Regions from separate parts of the Homo sapiens genome. Here region 2 is linked to region 1. The links are chromatin loops, found by intact Hi-C in ENCODE. Cell type or tissue: breast epithelium. All regions are shown on one strand.

What was found. Hi-C counts contacts between places; a loop is a spot of excess contacts. Peaks named below come from ENCODE experiments on the same cell type or tissue, not always from the same donor. Only the 100,000 strongest peaks of a DNase experiment are listed, where the experiment ranks them.
Region 2: it touches region 1 in a loop (17-fold over the local background); 1 of 110 quality-filtered maps calls a loop at or near these places.

What each region holds. Positions count from the first base shown.
Region 1 is chr17:8,425,512-8,430,511 of GRCh38, reverse strand. It overlaps a transcript of NDEL1 not described here. Among named protein-coding and RNA genes, the nearest start is that of NDEL1, 7.9 kb to the left of the region's middle. In breast epithelium, no CTCF peak of the experiment used is centred here; no DNase peak of the experiment used is centred here; H3K27ac peaks cover 953 bases.
Region 2 is chr17:7,905,284-7,910,283 of GRCh38, reverse strand. CHD3 (chromodomain helicase DNA binding protein 3) reads right to left here. Exons shown (of 40, transcript NM_001005273.3): 27 at 4,578-4,663; 28 at 4,295-4,428; 29 at 3,587-3,731; 30 at 3,253-3,415; 31 at 3,037-3,158; 32 at 2,796-2,931; 33 at 2,582-2,683; 34 at 2,265-2,390; 35 at 1,774-1,882; 36 at 1,455-1,587; 37 at 946-1,141. It also overlaps SCARNA21. Among named protein-coding and RNA genes, the nearest start is that of RNF227, 8.5 kb to the left of the region's middle. In breast epithelium, no CTCF peak of the experiment used is centred here; no DNase peak of the experiment used is centred here.

The DNA of each region.
Region 1 (5,000 bases):
TAAGAGAGATCTGGGTACAAGCCCGAACCCTAGCTAGTAAAGATGCTGGACTTCGGCCACATCACACACTCACAGAAGGTGATATGTAATGCACACAGGCCCACTGTGGAAATTCTGACGAGATGGGGCATACTTAACTCTACTGAATCAGGTGAGCAAGACATCTCAAAATCAGCTTCAACCTAATCTCTCTCTATTCCTTTGGCCAGCATTTTTTGCTAATCTCTAAGGGTATAGATCTAGCTGGGCAAGGGACACCCACTGACTGGCCAGTTGCTAATGGTCTGGCAGATATGTCCACCAGATGTCCCACCACCACCTCCAGCTCTACATGCCGAAACCCCAAACAGATTTTCCTTTGCCCCAACAGAAATTTCCAAAACAATTTTCATGTTTCTGCCAATGGTGCCATCATTCCAGTCAGTGAAGCACAAGGCACTCATCAAATCCCCCTAATCATTTCCCTCCCCAGCTTGCATCTCACGCATGTGGTCACCAAAGCCCAAAGACTTTCCCTTCCTAAACTCAAGTAAATCTAGTCATATTTCAGTACTTTCTTCCCACATCGCCCATAATCCAAAGTTTCTTATTTGTCTGTCCCTCTCTCCCCAAACTTCTCTCCCTCGAATTTCTTCTTGTTTCAGCCCAGCAGTCCACACATAACCATAAGAATAATCTTTCTAAAATCTCACTGTATGCAGAGCATCCCTGCCTCCAAAACTTGTTTTGGCATCTTGTTACCTTTGTGATAAGGAACAAAGTAGTCTCATACTCAAGGCCTTCCCAAAGCAACTCCAGCCCACTTCTACGGTCTATATCCTATGGATCACCTCTCTAGGTCTGGCCAGACCCACCAGCATGGTCCCCCAAATAGATGATTCCCTTCCTCTATGGGCCTATCTTGTTGACTTCCCCTGCCCTTTACACTGCAGCTGCTGCCTAGGCTTGGCCAACCCACCTTCTCCTCTGCCTTTTGAAGTCTCACTCATATGCTAGCTCCTCCAGGAAGCCTTCCCTGATACTCAAAGTCCCAAAGTGAGCACTCCTTCCTCTGAGCTCACATGGAGCTCTACACAGTTCACAAGAGACTTATTAAACATGGCCTTTTGGTTACAGAGATGTCCAATCTCCCCCAAGAAACCAAAACTCACTGAGTGTAGGGACAGTGTTGATTGTCTTAATATATCCCCAGCAACAGGCACTTAGCAAACACTCATTTAATATGCTTCAACGAAAGTGAAAGAATGAACCAATGGTCTGGTGGCTATAACTTCAAAGGCAAGACTGACAGAACATTCTGGAAAATACCCCAAATCCTGAAAAAAGTCACCATAGACAGAGATTTTCGCTGGTATGAAAGGCTGAACTTAGATGATATAGGTTACAAAGGAACTAAGATTTGGGTCATAGGCAACTATGCCTTTTCTCTAGCCTAAATCTTAAACCCAGGCCATAGCGTCTATAATCCCTAATGCAATATCCTTTGCTTTTGTAATTAAATAATATTAATAATAATGTGTTTTTAAAATCTTAAAAATAGGCCGGGCGCGGTGGCTCATGCCTGTAATCCCAGCACTTTGGGAGGCCAAGGCAGGCAGATCACAAGGTCAGGAGATCGAGACCATCTTGGCTAACACGGTGAAACCCCGTCTCTACTAAAAATACAAAAAATTAGCCGGGCGTGGTGGCAGGAGCCCGTAGTCCCAGCTACTCGGGAGGCTGAGGCAGGAGAATGGTGTGAACCTGGGAGGCGGAGCTTGCAGTGAGCCGAGATCATGCCACTGCAGTCTGGCCTGGGTGAAAGAGACTCCATCTCAAAAAAACAAAAATCTTAAAAATATACACTTGGGGCCAGGCATGGGGGCTCACACCTATAATCCCAGCACTTTGGGAGGCCAGGGTGGTCAGATCACGAGGTCAGGAGTTCGAGACCAGCCTGGCCAGTATGGTGAAACCCCATGTCTACTAAAAATACAAAAAGTAGCCGGGTGTGGTGGCACATGCCTGTAATCCCAGCTACTCGGGAGGCTGAGGCAGGAGAATTGCTTGAACCTGGGAGGCGGAGGTTGCAGTGAGCCAAGGTCACACCACTACACTCCAGCCTGGGCAACAGAATGAGACTCTGTCTCGGAAAAAAAAAAAAAAAAAATACACACACACACACACACACACACACACACACACACACCACACACACTTGAGCCTTGAGGCGAGAAGTGGTTTTATATAGAGAGAAAAGTCTTTCATTCATTAGCAAGGAGTTTAGTGCCTGCTGAGGACCAGGCACTGTTCTAAGCCATGGATATCCCACCACAACTTTAAAAAGCACCCCCAACCCCTACCCAATATAATTAGCTTATATTCTAAAGGGAAAATAGACAACAAGCAAGCAGACTAATCTATTTCTGCCAGGTCATGAGAAATGCTATAAAGAAAAACAACCATGGCAAAGGATATAGTGTGGCAGGGCTGCTCCCTGAGTGAAAATAGGGCTTCATATTCATAGGATTCTCTTCCTCCGTAAAGTTGTCAAGGCCCTTAAAACCAAAGACTGCAATATAAGATGTAACCAAGATGTGAAATTTTAAAAGAACATAAAAGTACATGCAAATGCCTTAAATAGAGAAATGCATCTTAATTTTTCATCATAACACTTGTCACTGAGTGGGCACTCAATAAATATTGGTCGTATAAATGGCTTGCTGGGCAGTCCACAGAATGCCAGAGCCTTCAACCAGGAGATTAATTTCCCCCTCCAAGACTTTGGGTGGTTTTATTGTTTGTCTGTTTTTTGTTTTTGTTTTGAGACAGAGTCTTGCTCTGTCGCCCAGGCTGGAGTGCAGTGGCGCGAGCTTGGCTCACTGAGACCTCTGCCTCCCAGGTTCAAGCGATTCTCCTGCCTCAGCCTCCCGCCCCCGAGTAGCTGGAACTATAGGCCTGCACCACCACACCCAGCTAATTGTTTGTATTTTTAGTAGAGACGGGGTGTCACCATGTTGGCCAGACAGGTCTTGAACTCCTGGCCTCAAATGATCTGCCTGCCTCGGCCTCCCAAAGTCCTGGGATTACAGGCATGAGCCACCATGCCCAGCCTCCCTTCCAAGACTTTGAATGGTAACCAACTCATGTCCGATTCAAAAATGCTCACTATGGTTCGGTCCCTGACCCAGCCAGCCACAAACAGCCAGCCTGGGCTATTCCTATACCCAGGAATAGCCCAAAGGGAAAGAAGGTTCTATTTGTTGTCTTTATTGCATCCTCATTAGCTTCTGGAGCAAACAGAGCTCACCGACCACTCAAAGCAGCTCAGACTCCCAAACCTCAGCTCTCCCATCAGTTTATCCCCACACTTTCAAACTCCAGTTGGCTGTAAGTCAACAGAAAGGCTGGAATTGGGTAGAGATGAATTTGCTATGCAGTGTCTTAGGTTCCAAGCCCCCTTCCCTTTCCTTCCCTTTCCACTGTGCCTGAGAATGCGGCCTGCTTCTGGCCCTTGGCTCCCTTGCCAGGAAGGTGCTTTGCCTTGTGCAGGCCGCCAGGTGTAGCCTGCTGGAAGGTGGCTTTTAGAAAAGAGAAAAATGAGAACAGTTTAGGTTGCGGCTGAAACAGGCCTTCCTATGAAGGTCCTGCCCTGGGTGATGGTACCTGGAAAGAAAGAGACCTCATCCTTATCTGGGGGGTAAACTGAGGTTTCAAGAGCCTTTAATCCCCTATTGAGGTTTGTCTGGCCTTTTCTCCCCTATTGATGGAACTTGATACCCTGCCATGCTCCCATGAATCTCTGGCTGGTCCTAATTTCTTCCCAGAAGGCTCCCTTAACTGTGGACTTCCTGCTGATCTGGAACCTCACGGTTTTCCTGACTTCCCCAAGCTTCAGGCTTCACTATCATCCTTGGCTCTCATCCCGACCACGTGACAGGCACTACCCACACCCCAGAGTGGCAGCTGCCTCCCAAGAAAAGGATGGCATGACACTGTTAATTGCCCATTGGGTTAACACCTGGCAACCCCAAGGGCTGTTGACATCACACCTCCATAAACAGTGTGACTGTCCCTGGGAAAAAATGATATGTGCTCACATACCTTTATACAGACAAGGTGGCGCCAGGTTTACCTACTCCCAAACTAGACTAATGAAATGACGGGGCTGAAAAGAAATGGAGTGTTTCTTACCAGTCTAAGCTTATTAAGCAATTTTAGCCCGATTCCCATTACCAGGTAAGCCAATGAGTCAAAGTTGCCAGGACCAAAAGATCATGCTTCCAACCATTCAACAAATATTTAATGAGGGCCTGGCCCTGTTCTAGATGCCTGGCATAGCACAATTAACAAAAGAAGCTAAATTCTTTCCTTCCTGGAGATTTTCTAAAAATGAAAAAACAAAAAGAAGGAAAATAGAAGGGAAACAGAAATAGACAGAGAGGCTGGGCTCAAGGGCTTACTCCAGTAATCCCAACACTTTAGGAGGCTAAGGTGGGAGGATCACTTGAGGCCAGGAATTCAAAACCAGCCTGTGTAACATGGCGAGACCCATCTCCACGTAAATTTAAAAATTAGCTGGGCAAGGTGGCTTACATTTGTAATCCTAGCTATTCTGTAGCCTGAGGTGGGAGGATGGCTGGAGGCCAGGGATTTGGGGCTGCAGTGAGCCATGATTGTACCATGGGTTGGTTGCCTGGGTAACAGAGCAAGACCTTAACTCAAAAAAGAAAAAAGAAAAAAAAAAAAGACAAAGAACCCTGAGTATGCCAGCAGTAACAAGTGCTAAGGAGAAAAAATTAGTCAAGGTTTTTTTAATATTTTACATTTAAGGTAGCATCTAGGGCAGCGGCCATGACTTATTTATCTCTGGCCCCAATGCCTGGCATGTTATGGGCAGTTAACATTTATTCAATGAATAAAAGCTTTCAATGATTTTTTTTTTTTTTTTGAGACAAGGTCTCACTCTGTCACCAAGGCTGGAGTGCAGTGGTTCTCTCACAGTTGACTGCAGCCTTGAC
Region 2 (5,000 bases), 520 kb after region 1:
TCAAGAAAGTAAAAGAAGTAGATGGAAAACAGAAGCAACTCAGGGGAAAAGAAAAAGTGTCAGGAAAAGAGACAGAGAGACCAGATTACCACAGAAGACAGATGGAGAGAAAGAAGAAAGAAAAAGGGAGCATGGAGGAAAGGAAGATGGGGGGACATTGGAAGACATGGGGGCGGGGAGTTGTCAGAACATCTCATACTGGAAGAGCAAGGTTTGGGGTTGGGGATGATGGGGAGGAAATAGTCAGGAGGCATGGGAGGTGGTAAGTGTCAAAGCTTTAAGGAATCACGGTTTTAATATGTAAGGGGAGAGGGAGGTTAGAAGGTCAGTATTACAGATTCAAGGAATTAGAACAGGGATCAAAGGGGCCAGGAGTCAGTGACTACACCAGGCAGGATTAGATGGTTAGAGGGCTTTGGGATATAATCTCTATCAATGGCAAGGTGAGAGGGGGTAGGAGGAAAGGTCGAAGGTCAAAGGGAAGTTTCATGGGGTAAGGCCAGAGGGTTGGATGGGTGGTAGTTTCTGCCTTATGGGGTGAAACACATGTGAGGGAATGTGATTTGTTTGATCACAGCCAGGGATCTGTATGGTGCATTCACAGTCCAAGGCCCCTAACTGGATGATGTTAAGCAGTATGGCAGGCATGCAGTTCCACTGCCAGTGAAGAGGCCCCACTGTGTGGAGGGGACACAGAGGCTGGGGCAGGTCCCTCTATTGGGCACGGATGTGAATGCTATCAGACATGGATGAGGGTTGGCTTGCACAAGTCCTAGAGGCTAAAATCCAAGGGGGTGCCAGGTCGGTAGGAGTGGGGTTAGAGGTCAGAGGGGGATGGTTCAGCAGGTAGAGGGGTCAGGGGGTGGGAAGATTTTGAGGGGTGCGGGGTGAAGACTTACGCAGCGTTGTGGGCCCTCCCCCGCGCGGGGCCGCCGCGGCCCTTACCCTTGTGCAGGACGGCGTTGGCCGGCTTGTTCCCCGCCAGCGACTCCTTGGAGAGGTGCTGGTGGCTCTCGGCCAGGCACTCGGCCTCGGCGAAGCGGGCGTGGAGGGCCATGGCGGGGTGCGCCGGCTCCTGCGACAGGTTCAGGTAGGCCGCCCGCCGCAGCTGCTCCTCAATCACCAGCGCCTGCTCCAGGAGCTGAGGGCACAGAGTTGGGAGGTGAAGGTAGGGCTCTGCCAGCAGTGGGTGAGGGGCTGGGGGGGCGGACATAGCAAGAGACCCACCCTGCCCTCACTGCTGGCCCAGGGCACTCCCAGCTCCAAACCGACTGCGAACCTAGCAGCAACCCTGACCCAGATCACACTCCCAAGCACAAGGTTACACTTTGGTCTTGGCCCCAGGTATCACCTCAGCCCTGAAGGTGTTAACCTTCCCTAGGTTCCAACTAGATCTGGTCTCACTTCTGACCCAAGCCCGTCTATAACCCGCTCCTTTCCTCCCTCATTCCCACCTTGAACCTCCGGGCCAGGAACTTATTTTTCATCTCCAGAAAGTTCCCCTTATTGGCTTCAGTTTTAAATGGCTCGTTGATAATGGCAAATTGAGCATCATTCTGGATGTCCTGCCACCGTGCATAGCCATGGCTACCAATGAAGGAAAAGGAACCATCAAGGAATTTAACAGGAATGGGCTTGGCTTTGAACACTTCTTCCTTTTGGCTTGACTCCCCAAAGTGTGGCACTAGCCCTGTCCCTGGGTGTGAAATCATCTTTTTTTTTTTTGCCAGCTTGAGAGAACCTTTTCCTTCTTGCATGTGTATCAAAGGATACAGGACAATCCCAGCCAGAAGCCAATAGTCATGTCTTCTGTGCCAGATCTCATTGAGTTTCCCCGAGGAAATAGCTGCCCGTTCCTCATTCTGCCACAGTGTGTGAAGCTCTGCAAAGAAGGCAGCAGACAGAAGAGGTAACAGGGTTTTGCAGACTGCACTCAGTCCAACAGACAGGTAGAGATGGAGAAACTGAATAATGAAAGGGAACTAAGGGCTCCTGAAGAGGAATGGGTAAAGGTTAGGTTTGGAACAAACTCAGTTCTAACCAGGTTCGTTAGAATTAAGAATAAAGGTGGGATTAGGGCCAGCTTTGGAGTTAAGAGGGATACTTAAGAAAGATTTAGAGCAAGGATCGGAGTCAGCATGCAACATACTTCATTGGAAGTTACTTGGAATTAAAGGTAGCAGGAAGCCTCAGGCAAAACGAGAAACCCCATGAGGATGAGCAGATCCCCTTGAGGAGCAGAAAGCAGCGAGAGTCTCCCCAACCTGTGAAGCCACCATCGGCGATATTGAACATGAACCGGGGCTTCTCTGTCTTTTCCTCTCGTCGCCCATTGGACCGTGGCTCATCTCGAGGCCCTGGTCGAAGCTCCCGGTCACCTTTTACATCTTCTGCTAGGACAGACAGGTCAAAGCTCACACCTCAGGACACCCTCCTCCCAGGTCCCAAGACTACTATCTGTACTGTACTGTACTGGCCTTTCAAACAGCTACCCGCCCAGGACCCAAGCATTCGGTTCCCCAGACTCCACCTCCCCTGATGCCCTCTGGGACCCAGGTGTCCGGTCCCTTCCACCCATTACCTCTCTTGCCCAAATCCCCTGTTTCCCCCTCCGGCCTCTCCCTGTGTTCCTGTCCATCCAACGGCTTCTCCTCCCCCCTTTCTCCTGGCGTCGACTCTGTGGCTGTGGGAGGGGGTAGGGGATAGGAAGGGAGGATGTTACCCTCATCCCCTGACCCCAGAAGAGGGAAATCCCAAATTCTAATCCCCCATCACTCCTAAGGCCATGCACCCACCTGACTTCTCTCTGTCCCCACGGTACCCAGGTTCAGGCTCCATCTCTCCAGGCACCCCTGGCACCTCATCCTCTAGAGGAATCTTCCTTGGCTCCAGCCGCTCCCCAAGTGATGGGGCTGGGCTGGGGGCATCAGCCTGGAAGAGGACAATGGGGTCAGGATGAGCCAGAGGGCTCCCAGGTACCTGGCCTCCAAGCCCCCTCCCCTCCCGCTCCACAGGGGAATCCAGGGAGCCACACACCTCTGTCTCCATCTTCTCCCCAATTCTGCTGTTCTTCTCTGGCTTTTCCTCCTGGTTTTCAGCTTCCTCCTTCTCAAGAGGTGTCCTTATGCCTTCTCCTTTCTCACTTGGAGCTGGAGTAGCTGCAGGGGAAGGCACAGTGATAAAGACAGAGATTCTCCCGCCCTGACTCCTGGCTCCCTTTCTGTCTCTCCCACCATCCTGACTTCTGATTACCAGGTTTAGAGGTGCAGGGACTGTTGGTAGCAGAAGCCTCAGGAGTGGTGGGAGACGTTTTGGTAGGAGAGGAGGCTCTGGAGGAGCGCTTAGAATCGGCGCTGGGGTCAGGCATCAGTTCCGGCATTGACCAACGCCCATTGATGTGCTCAAACTCCTGCACCTGGGGTGGCAGGGTGGGAGGGTTAGGTGTCAGCTCCAGGCGCTTACAGACAGGAAGCTCCAGTCTCCTCCGTCTCACACCAGCGCAAGCTTACAACTCAGGGACAGAGGCAGAGGAAGGACAGAGACTAGGCAGCCAGCTTGATTCTTTGGGTGACAGGAAGACTGATACCTTCTTTTTGACGAGAGACATGACTCCAATGCGGGTCAACACCTGCTGGCGACTCAGTCCCTCCCGAGGGACCCCATCGGCAAAGGTTTCAGAGCCGTCTGCCCCAGGCTCACACAGATGGCGCATGAACAAAGACACATAGGCCCTAAGGAGCATGGGAGTGGGAGGAGGGTTAGGGGAGCCACAGAAGGGGTATAGGGCAGTGAGGGAGGCGCGAGGATGACTGAGGACCCCCAAACCCCCAAATCCCCAGGTGCTCCAGGGCTCCTCCCCTGGGCCTCTCACTCTCACCATTACCAGCCCTCCAAGTCCTAACTGTCCCCCTGCGCCCCACCCCTGGGTCTTTCCCTTTGGCCTTGGTACTTAATTCCTGGGCCCCATCAGTCAGCTCTTCATCCTTTCCACCAGCTCCTCCTGCCAGGTTATTGTGGTCAAGTAAATGTGAGGCTAGGACAGCCCAGGAGAGGCTCCTTGCTTCAACGCCCCTCCCCTGGGGAGGATGCCTGGCCCCTCTACTCTAGGCTCGGCTGAGGGGAGGTGGAGTGGGCTGAGACCACCCCCCAGGAAATCGAGCCAGGAAGTATTGTATGACAGGGAGGGTGATAATCAGTTGAGTAAGGTCACATCATATGGCGGCCCCAAGGAAGAAAGGAACACCCAAAGCTCTTCCCCTTGCGTCCAACTCAGCCCTGTATCACCCACACTCACTTAAACTCCTTCTCAGTCTTGCCCCTCAGGTCCCGCACCAGCCACTGTGTGGTGAAGGCATCCTGTGGTGGCATCCCCCAGCGCATCACAGCATTGAGGAAAGCCTTCCGCTGACGGGTGTTGAAGCCCAGCACCTGAGGGTGGGAGCAAGGAGGCAATGGCGACAAATGTCTAGGGTTCTTAGGTCTTGTCCTTTCTACCTTCAGTGATCCAGGCACCAACTTCCAACCTCCTGCCCTCATGCCCTCTTGGAGAACTCAGGAACACTGGGCCCAGCTCTCACCTCAATGTTGCCCCCGACTCGGGCCAGCAGTGGAGGCAGTGGCTTATCTTTCTCATTCCGGAGCTGCCTCTTTGACTGTCTACGCCCTGAGGGTGGGGATGACATCAGTTAGCTGAGCCACCACCTCCTCTAAGCCTCAGTCCTCCTTAGCACCCCATTCCCACAAGATACACAACACAGGAACATTCCTGTCACGTTTGAGGTGCTCCCAATTCTCTCCCAAGCACTTCAGAACTACTAACCCACTAAGTCTAAAAGAACCAGTCATATTTTAAAATTAACAGCTGATATCTGACAAAGGCCCAGATTACCAGTGGGAATGGAAAATGATATGGCCTTTCTGGATCTAGCCTATGTGGTCACACACACCGAAGTTTACTAGCAGAGAGACTATGAATATTTCTTCCTTTCTGCTCATCTGCA